2 separate regions of the Homo sapiens genome follow, and region 2 is linked to region 1. A link is an interaction called in ENCODE POLR2A ChIA-PET data of the cell type or tissue named here. Cell type or tissue: Panc1. All regions are shown on one strand. Each heading gives the region's core, and the rest is flanking DNA. Links, peaks and the distances in the headings are about the cores only. Region 1 overlaps RSF1 (remodeling and spacing factor 1). Region 2 overlaps LOC107984369 (a long non-coding RNA gene).

Evidence for each region. Peaks named below come from ENCODE experiments on the same cell type or tissue, not always from the same donor. Only the 100,000 strongest peaks of a DNase experiment are listed, where the experiment ranks them.
Region 2: POLR2A ChIA-PET joins it to region 1 with 9 read pairs; 11 of 35 experiments call an interaction of 5 or more read pairs at or near these places.

Annotation. Positions count from the first base shown.
Region 1 is chr11:77,703,065-77,708,446 of GRCh38, forward strand. All of the region lies in intron 5 of RSF1 (remodeling and spacing factor 1), which reads right to left. Among named protein-coding and RNA genes, the nearest start is that of RSF1-IT1, 34 kb to the right of the region's middle. In Panc1, for the core only: no CTCF peak of the experiment used is centred there; a DNase peak (open chromatin) is centred at 2,587.
Region 2 is chr11:77,644,700-77,650,081 of GRCh38, forward strand. LOC107984369 (a long non-coding RNA gene) reads left to right here. Exons shown (of 3, transcript XR_001748072.1): 3 at 1,520-1,559. Among named protein-coding and RNA genes, the nearest start is that of CLNS1A, 9.6 kb to the left of the region's middle. RefSeq lists a cis regulatory region at 1-161. In Panc1, for the core only: no CTCF peak of the experiment used is centred there; no DNase peak of the experiment used is centred there.

The DNA of each region.
Region 1 (5,382 bases), core at 303-5,302:
TTCATTGAAACATTGGCACTTTCTTATGATACTTTTATAAAATGATGCCTTTTATAAAAATTGAGTTTAATAATTATATAACATTCCTCAATGTGATCATATTACAACTTACTTTATCAAATGCCACCACTGAACATTTCAGAAGTTAGTACTATACAAAGAAACTGTTTAGATTTATCTGTCAATTCTTCTTTATACCTTATTGGCTATATATTTTCAACTTTTAAGGAGCACCTAATACTAGTGCAGATTTAAACACAACCAAAGCTATATTCAGTAAATAGCATAATCTCTGAATAGGATTATACAGACTGCATTCCAGAATTCATTGACTACTAATTTTACGTACATTTTTAATCCCTTCACCTTATCCTTGCTACTGAAAAACCTAATTCTAAACAAAGTTTTACTGAGACATAAATTTTTTTCCTAAAATTTTGAAATGATTCTCGTCAAGTTGATAAACCAGTTAGGATATACTTCATGGGAATAATGGGATGGAAAAAAGTGAGAAGATAAAGCAGGATATGTTTTTTGAAATGAAAATTTAACCACCATTTCTTTTATGTACAATGATGTTGCAAATAAAAAAGCCAAGAACCATTTAGAACCATTCAGTGTCTGAGAGTTAAGCAACTGTAATCAGTATTTCTTCCTTCTTTACAAAGTCAGTGCCATAGGGAATGCTGCTAAAATATTTCAAGAGATGAGAGTAAAAAAAAATTTCAAAAATTCAAAATATAAAAGTCCTACAGCATAAATAAGGTAAGAAAAAAACAGAGATGACAGTAATTACCTAAGTTGCATGTTTTCTCTTTCCCACTGATAAAACAGGTTTAATAAATTCTCATTTATTGAGATTAGCTAGTATATCAGGAAATTTAACTAAATGAACACCTTGTTTAACGGTTAAAATACTGATTACTATCTTTAAAAATAACTTCAACTGCCACGTGCAATGGCTCACGCCTTTAATCCCAGCACTTTGGGAGGCCAAGTTGGGTGGATCGCTTGAGCTCAGGAGTTTGAGACCAGCCTGGACAGCATGGTGAAACTCTGTCTCTACAAAAAATACAAAAAGTAGCCGGGGCATGGTGGTGTGTGCTTGTAGTTCCAGCTACTGGGTAGGCTGAGGTGGAAGGATCACTGGAGCCCAGGAGTTCAAGGTTAACCCTGATCCCTGATCATGCCACCACATTCCAGCCTGGATACATTCCAGCCTGGGTGACAGAGTGAGATCCTGTCTCAAAAAATAGAAACAAACAAACAAAACAAAAAAACCTTCAACCCAATACTAAGTGTGGCTAAACACAAGTTAATATTTTTTATCCCTATTCTATGGTTCAGAAAGTATCTAAAGATTTCATCATGACCCTGATCCAACGTAAAATTAAGTTTCTCAGTTTCTTCAGATTTCTCCATGTTTTCATTCGAAGGTAACTGATCTTGGTTTGAGTAACAACATAGCAAAATAAAACAAGAAATGACATTAGGTTCAAGATTCCCAGGTTCACTAACACTAATTTAGCTAGTGATGCATCTTTGGGTGTGTCACAAACTCACTGATCTTTCTTCATCTATAAATAAAGCAGCTGGACTAAATAACCTCAACTATTATTCTTCGCTGGTGTCATATTTCTTTTATTCTAAAAATGTTAAATTCTTTGGTTTTTTGTGTGTTTGCCTTGGTTTTTTTTTTTTTTTTGAGACGAAGTTTCGCTCTTGTTGCCCAGGCTGGAGTGCAATGGCATGATCTCAGCTCACCACAACCTCCGTCTCCTGGGTTCAAGCGATTCTCTTGCCTCAGCCTCCCAGTAGCTGGGATTACAGGCATGCACCACTACGCCCGGCTAATTTTGTATATTTAGTAGAGGCGGGGTTTCTCCATGTTGGTCAGGCGGGTCTCGAACTCCTGACTGCAGGTGATCCGCCCACCTTGGCCTCCCAAAATGCTGGGATTACAGGTGTGAGCCACCATGCCTGGCCGGCTTGGTTCTTTTAAGAGAAAAAAATGACAACAATTAATATTCTAGCTCCTCTAAATTAAATAAATATGTTTCCAAAATAGTGTAGAGGAAGGAAGAACTAGGACAGAATATGAACCTTTAAGCACTATAATAATTAGTAAAAAGGTCAGTTACACAAGCATTTTCCCAAAGTTTGTCAAAAGAAAGTTGTAAAAGAGCACATAAATGAGTTTAAAAGGCATAAAATTTGAAGTGACCAAAGGAAAAATTCACTCCAAAAATTGAAACACAGCATCACATTTCTTCACAAATGAGGTGACTCAAGAGAAGTGGTAGCTACTGTGGGTTTTTAAAGGTGATTCATTCATTTACTCAACAAATATTTATTGATCACTTATTATGTGCTTTCTCCACCACCCCTAGCAGAATCACTCTGTAATGATACATTGAATATTCTATAAAAGTTAACAGTAGAAGACACTGAGTTGCCTGCCGATTATCTATTCTCCTCTTCCTTTTTACAAACAGAACTTATTTTGTTCAGGAAGGCACTTGCCTCCTCAAACACCTTAAAGCTGTGAGTCATGTGATCCAGTTATGACCAATGACATGTATGAGGAAGTCGTGGGTGAGAAGGGAGTCAGCTGACTGGTGCCTTTTGCCCTTTTCCCTTCTTTGGGTCCAGATTCTATACACAATACCTGGAGAAGGAGCTGTGGTCCCAGCTACGTGGGAGGATTGCTTGAGCCCAGGAAGTCAAGGCTGTAGTGAGCTATGACTCACTACATTCTTGTTGGTGCGACAAAGCAAGACCCTGTCTCAAAAAAAAACCAAAAAAACAAAAAAACCCAACAAACCAACAAAAAAACCCACCACACAAATAAAATGTTGGATATACAAGTGTTTTATACTATTTTTTATTTGAACTATTTCATTAAAAATTAAGACTCTCAGCCAGGTGCAGTGGCTTACGCCTGTAATCCCAGCACTTTGGGAGGCTAAGGTGGGCAGATCACAAAGGTCAACACGGTGAAACCCTGTCTCTACTAAAGATACAAAATTAGCAGGGTGGGGTGGTGTGAGCCTGTAGTCCCAGCTACTCGAGAGGCTGAGGCAGGAAAATGGCTTGAACCCGGGAGGCAGAGGCTGCAGTGAGCTGAGATTGCCCCACTGCACTCCAGCCTGGCGACAGAGTGAGACTCTGTCTCCAAAAAAAAAAAAAAAAAAAATTAAGACTCTCAAAGAGTCAGACAAACCTTAACGCTCTTGTGTCACCTCCACCTTGGCCAGCTGTGGGACCTTTAGAAAATTACTTGAAACTTTCTAAGTCTCTTTAGACTCTAAGCTCTTTAAAACTGAAACATAAATATCTATACCTCAAGGAGGAGCTGTGAGGATTTTTTTTTCTTTTTATCTTAGGGGACTTTTTGAAAATGGAGCATGCAAAGTACTTTTACACAGTACTTGGGAGCTATTATTAATTATTTGGCCCCATCTTTTTACCAGAAACTTCAGCCACATCGGAAAATTCAGTTTCCCAAAGCTGCCATCACTTTTTTGTTTTACTCTGTTAACTCTGCCTAGTAAGCAATTGCTATTTTGTACCTTTTAAGATTCCTCACTTTCCTAATTTTTTTTTTTTAACTTTTACTTTAGGTTCAAGGGTACGTACGCAGGTTTGTTATACAGGTAAATTGCGTATCATGAGGGTTTGACATACAGATTATTTTGTCATCCAGGCAATAATAAACATAGTATCTGATATGTAGTTTTTTGATCCTGACCCTCCTCCCACCCTCCACCCACTTTCCTAATTTGTAAAACAACTAAAATAACAGGCACAATCTCCTGGGTTGCCAATGATTGCATACAATACTACATATAAGGCCTTCAGAAGAGTAATACCAGGCAAGCACTCAATGTTTGCCAATATTATTATATTATAGGCAAGATCTTACCTTCCTCAAGCCCAGTTACAATATCACTCCATTTTATAATTTTATCTGATCCTTTCCCTATAAGGAATTAACGGCTCCTTTTCTTGTGTTTGCACATTGCTTTATAGAGACTTCTATAGCAGCACTTACTGCCCAGAATTATAATTATTTATTTACAAATCTATGTATCCTACCAGTCTTATGAACTACTCTGGGGCAGAAATCATGGATTATTCACCTGCAGTAAGACACTCAAACATGTGCTGACTAAATTGAATAACTGAAACGGTAACAAAAGCTAGTCTAAATGTTGGCAAATAACATCAATACTTTTCATGAGGTAGCTTTTACTAACAGGAAGTCTTATGTAGACTGTAAAGCAATATTTAATTAAAAATTCTATGAAGCATATTTCACCAACCTACAAAGTGAGATTTGGGCAAGGACATGATACATTTAACAGATGCTAAGGTATACTGCATTGAAGAAGGATTAATAAATGCATTTACTTAAAAGACCATTTAAAATATAAGCTAAAACTAAAGATCCGAAAACAAAATTAGCCATGGATGTCAACCAACAATGCAGAGGCTGAAATGTTCAAACTCCACTAGTAATCAAAGAAATTAAAATTCAAAAAGCAGTGAGATTTTTAATTTAACCAACCAGCAAAGTTTTTATTTAGTCACAATGTTCAAAGCTTCTAGATATGGCAGAAGGAATTATGCTCATACACTGGTAGTATTAGCATAAATTAGGTAAAACCATTCAATAACTATTCAATAAATATTTACTGAGTGCCTGCTTTACACTTGGAAACCTCATTAAAGAATTTTTCAAAGACAGTGAAACTATCATGTAGCATGCTAAGTGCAAAAAGTAGAAAATAAAACTCATTTTTCATGTAATCCTAATTCACATAAATAAGCCAATAAATCTGTAACCACGCCTAGAATAATGACTAGAAAGAAACAGAACACAATGTTAACAGTATTGTTGCATCTTGATAATAGGATAACAACTAATTTTTATTTTTTGCTTTACACTTTCCCAAGTTTTCTATAGTGAACATGTAATATCTTTTTAACTAGATAAGTAAGAAACCCAGTGTGTTTAATGCAGGGAGTGGAGTGACAGAATCAGATCTGCACTTCAGAAAAGGTACTCTTGGCCAGGCATGTTGGCTCACGCCTGTAATCCCAGCACTTTGGTGGGCCAAAGTGGGCAGATCATTTGAGCCCAGGAGTTTGAGACCAGCCTGGGCAACATAATAAAACCCGTCTCGACCAAATATAGAAAAATTCGTCAGGCATGGTGGTGCACACCTGTAGTTCCCTGTAGTTCCAGCTATACTAGAGGCTGAGGTGGGAGGCTCGCCTGAGCCCAGGGAAGCTGAGCCTGCAGTGAGCCATGACCACGCCAGTGCACTCCAGTCTGGACAACAAAGTGAAACTCTGTCCTCAAAAAATCCCCCAAAT
Region 2 (5,382 bases), core at 254-5,253, 58 kb before region 1:
TGGGGTGCCGGTGAGTCGGGAGTGCTGATTGGTCAGAGATGAAATCACAGGGAGTCCAAGCTGTCTTCTTGTGCTGAGTCAGTTCCTGGGTGGGGGCCACAGGATCAAATGAGCCAGTTTATTGAGCTGGGTGGTGCCAGCTGATCCATCAAGTGCAGGGGCTGCAAAACATCTCAGGCACAGATCTTAGGCCTTACAATAGTGATGTTATCCCCAGGAGCAATTTGGAGAGGGTCAGAATTGATCTTTTGGCTAATTTGTTAGTCCTACTTAGGCAGTCTAGTCCCCAGGCAAGATGTGGGTTTGTTTTGGGAAAGGGCTGTTATTGTCTTTGTTCTAAACTGCGGATTATAAACTAAGTGCCTCCCAAAGTCAGTTCAGCTAATGCCCAGGAATGAATAATGACAGCTTGGAGTTAGAGGCAAGATGGAGTTGGTTAAGTCAGATGTCTTTCAGTGTCTCAGTTATGATTTTGGAGTGGCAATTGTAACCTCAGCCTCTTGAGTAGCTGGGAGTACAGGTGTGTACCACTATGCCTAACAGATTAAAAAAATTTTTTTTCTAGAGATGAAGTCTCACTATGTTGCCCAGGCTGGTCTCAAACTCCTGGGCTCAGGTGATCCTTCTGCCTTGCCTCCCAAAATTCTGGGATTACAGATGTGAGCCACCATGCCTGGCTACTTTGTAAAAGAACTCCTTCTCACCCATCATCTAAGACAAATAGCATGAGTATGATTATATGCTGAGTCCTATGCATCCTCCTGTCCATCCTAAGAGTTGTCTTGATGACCCTGACACAGTACGTGTCAAAAGTGAAATTCACTAGAATGACCCTGACTCAATGATATGTGGTCCACGCATTGTTTGGGTAGAGGAAAGATGAAGGGGAATGGGGTATGATGAATCTTTGGTGCCTGGGTGGCTATGGAATCATCCATGGTATAATAAAGCAGCTGAAACTCTGTTGTGAGGGGCAGAAGTTACCTATGGAATTTTAAAATGATAGCTCCAACTCCAGGAGATTTGGCTTAGTGGAACCCCTGGCTGCTTTTGGCTCTTCAGGCTAACACAGGGTTGGGGAGGGATGCAGTCCAGATGATACCTTTTATATTTGTTCTGTCTTCCAGGTGGAAAAAATAACCTCTCTTCCAGGTGGGGGGAAAAAAGATAACATTAGAGTTCAGGGCTACAGTAAAATTTTAGACAAAACAGAGGGAGAAGAATACCCCAACTCATTCTTCAGCCTAGCTGCTGCCACTGATGCAGCAGACCCACCATGCCCACTCCTTAGATTCCAGCCAAGATCTTCTCTGGAAACTCAAATGTTAACCCTGTAAATGCTGAATTTACTACTGAGGTTTGAGTAAATTTGCAGTGAGAGCAAAAAAATGGGGAATTTAAAAAAATGGTTTCGTATTTTGTGGCTGTTATATCTGGATGTATAAACATTGACGTAAAATGTTATATGCTTCTAATTTCTTTCTTTTTGTTTGTTTGTTTGTTTGTTTGTTTGAGACAGACTTTCCCTCTTGTTGCCCAGGCTGGAGTGCAATGGCACAATCTCGGCTCACCGCAACCTCCGCCTCCCGGGTTCAAGCAATTCTCCTGCCTCAGCCTCCCGAGTAGCTGGGATTACAGACATGTGCCACCATGCCCAGCTAATTTTGTATTTTTAGTAGAGACAGGGTTTCTCCATGTTGATCAGGCTGGTCTCGAACTCCTGACCTCACATGATCCATCCGCCTCAGCCTCCCAAAGTGGTGGGACACAGAGCCACTGAGCCTGGCCTATATGCTTGTAATTTCATAAATGCTGGAGGAACCATTCCAATCATGGAAAGCTGCAAAGACAACATGTTAATGATCAACACCTGTGAAAAGAAGGGAATGAAAATAAAAATTAAAGAGAGAAAAAGGAAAACGCATTAGTGAAATGACTTAATTAACTCATTTTGTGGTCAAAACCTTGCTTTTTTGTGGACACATTAGAATATAAGTTCATTGAGTACTGGAAACAGAACAATTCTCCATAACTTCTTCTTCTTCTTCTTCTTCTTCTTCTTCTTCTTCTTCTTCTTCTTATTATTATTATTATTATTATTATTAGAGACAGTCTCACTCTGTTGCCCAGGCTGGAGTGCAATGGCGTGATCTCGGCTCACTGCAATCTCTGCCTCCCGGGTTCAAGCGATTCTCCTACCTCAGCCTCCCAAGTAGCCGGGATTACAGGCGCCCATCACTACACCTGGCTAATTTTTTTTGTATTTTTAGTAGAGACGGGGTTTCACCATGTTAGTCAAGCTGGTCTTGAACTCCTGACCTCAGGTGATCCGCCTGCCTTGGCCTCCCAAAGTGCTGGGATTACATGCATGAGCCACCATGCCTGGCCCATAACTATTTATACTACAATTTTTGCTTATTAGAGCTTCAGGAAAATGGGAGGCAACATGAAAAGGCAATCTCCAGAGAGATATATTTTTGGAGTTTCAAAAGCAGTTTTTATTTTGGTAATAAGCTTTTGTGAAATCAGACACTTGACCCTTAAGAGACAGATGATTTTCTGGCCTGATACGCGATTTTTTTTTTCTTTTTTTTTTTTTGAGACAGAGTTTTAGTCTTGTTGCCCAGGCTGGAGTGCAATGGTGCCATCTCAGCTCACTGCAACCTCTGCCTCCCGAGTTCAAGCGATTCTCCTGCCTCAGCCTGCCGAGTAGCTGGGATTACAGACAAGCGCCACCACGCCCGGCTAATTTTATATTTTTAGTAGAGATGGGGTTTCACCATGTTGGCCAGGCTGGTCTCAAACTCCCGACCTCAGATGATCCGCCCGCCTCGGCCTCCCAAAGTGCTGGGATTACAGGCATGAGCCACCGCGCCTGGCCGATGTGTGATTTTTAAGTGGGTCATTTTGGACTATAAGACTAATAAGACAAAAAGGGTCAGTGGAATCCTGCTTGTCACTTAGATTTGGAACACAGTTTTGTGGTCCTGAAGCATATTGACTTTGCTGGTGCTGAAGAAGCTACTGGCTTTTATGTTATCCTGAATTCACAGACCCTAATTGCCTGGAACTCACACTACATAAAACTAGATACTGTCTGTTATGGGCCTGTTTCAGTCTCAACATGAGCTGTGCAGAACTGAAAGCAGACATATGCTCAAAAACAGCTCTTCCACTCATGGACCACTGCAGATTTAGGACAGTCCTTTGTGGGGCCATAAATTGTGAAAACATCAGGGAAACTGGCTGGTCCATCTGGGTCACTTGCAGATACCTACAAGAAAGTGTTTATTCTCCGATGAGATTGTGTGAAATTAAATTACTCATCATCTCTATATTTTGGATGCAGAGACTGATTGCATTCCTAATGTGTGATCCCTGCCAAAAGCTGCAACTTAGGGGAGGGCACATCACAAACAGTATGAGCCCTCTGACAGATTAGACTCAACCCTTTCTCAGGAATGCCTCACTACTGTTGACTCGTGCTTGAATTTCCTAATTATTTGCAGTTTCAACAATGGATTGATGATACCCTAACCCTACTTCTCTCATCTTTCTCCTGGTACACAAATCTAAGTGCAGCTTGATTGTAAAATGCCGCTATCTTCAGAAAAGCAAGGCTTTTCTAGGATGCTCACTGGATAAATAATCAGGATTAAAGGGCTGAGAAGTTATATAAACCCATTTTGAAAATGCATGAAAATTCAGGATGTTGTCCTGACCAACTTCTGAACATGATGTGTCTTTTTGATTAAGTGGTATAAAAATATTTTTCTGTGAAAATTCTTTTTCTATTTTTTCATTTATTATTTTTGTCTTTATTTTTATTCTTATTCTTCATTTTCTTTTTTTTTTTTCTTTATTTAGGTGTTAAGAAACTGTTCTATAATATCGGTGAAAATTCTTTTGTCCTTCTTACATACAACTCCTCCAGACAAAAGGTCCGGGTTAGAGTATGGGATGAAAAAAATGTAAGATATTGATCACTGACTAAATGGAACACACTGATTTTGTAAACGTGTAGGAAAACAGAGCCCCAGCACCTGGGGAGGCCTGGTTGAGGGCAAGGGCAAGAAGGGAATTGATGTTCTTGTTTTTCAGAGTTGTTTCTGGAAACTTTCCCCTCTTACTGAACAAAAACTTCCCGTGCTGCCTTTCCGAGCTGCTTTGAGCACCTTTTATTCAAACTGACTTCTAAGCCTATGATCACAGCTGATAGAGCTGACTTTGAGACAGCAAGAGTGGTCCCTGCTCCTCAGCTTTCCAGGCAGAACACTTACGGATGTCATCCACACTCATGAGACTGATGAATTGATGTCAAGGACAAGCAAAACTGTTTGGAACTGGCCGGGCGCAGTGGCTCACACCTGTAATCCCAGCACTTTGGGAGGCCAAGGCTAGGCGGACCACAAGGTCAGGAGATCGAGATCATCCTGGCTAACATGGTGAAACCCCATCTCTACTAAAAATACAAAAAATTAGCTGGGTGTGGTGGGGGGTGCCTGTAGTCTCAGCTACTCGGGAGGCTGAGGCAGGAGAATGGCGTGAACTTGGGAGGCGGAGCTTGCAGTGAGCTGAGATGGCGCCACTGCACTCCAGCCTGGCAGACAGTGAGACTCCCTCTCAAAAAACAAACAAACAAACAAACAAACAAACAAAAGCTGTTTGGAACTGACTGCAGTACCTCTGATATCAAGAACTGAGCTGAATTGTTTTATTTTATTTTATTTTAATTTTAAAGACAGGATCTCATTCCATCCAGACTGGAGTGCAGTGGCTCTATCATGGCTCACTGTAGCCTTGACCTCATGGGCTCAAGCAATCCTCCCACCTCAACCCCAAGTAGCCGGGACCACAGGCACATGCCACCATGCCCAGCTAACTTTTGTATTTTTTGTAGAGACCAGGTTTTGCCATGTTGTCCAGGCTGGTCTCAAACTTCTGAGTTCAAGCAATCCATCTGCCTCAGCCTCCCAAAGTCCTGGAATTATAGGCATGAGCCACCAGGCCTGACCTGAGCTGAATTATTTCAGACTACAGTGGGAACCCATGGGTTAGAGGCCCCATGGTGGGAGGCCACATTGGGCACTCTGTTAACCTGTACTGCCTGACTAATGCATATTCTGTTTTGCAGTGCCCTAATTATTATAAACTCTTTTACAATAAGGTGTCTTTTGCTCTTATATAAGAGCCAAGAGGTTGGATTGTGCAAAAAAAAAAAGACTATCATAGCAAACCTGAGAATACTTATCATTAGAAAGACCTGCTTACAAGCTTAGCACTTCACTAGTGCCTGGGAACTTTGATTTTGAGACGATTCCTACTACCCTGGCTGTAGAGGGGCTCACTGTGCCTTGTGTTTGTGCAAACAACATGGCTTAT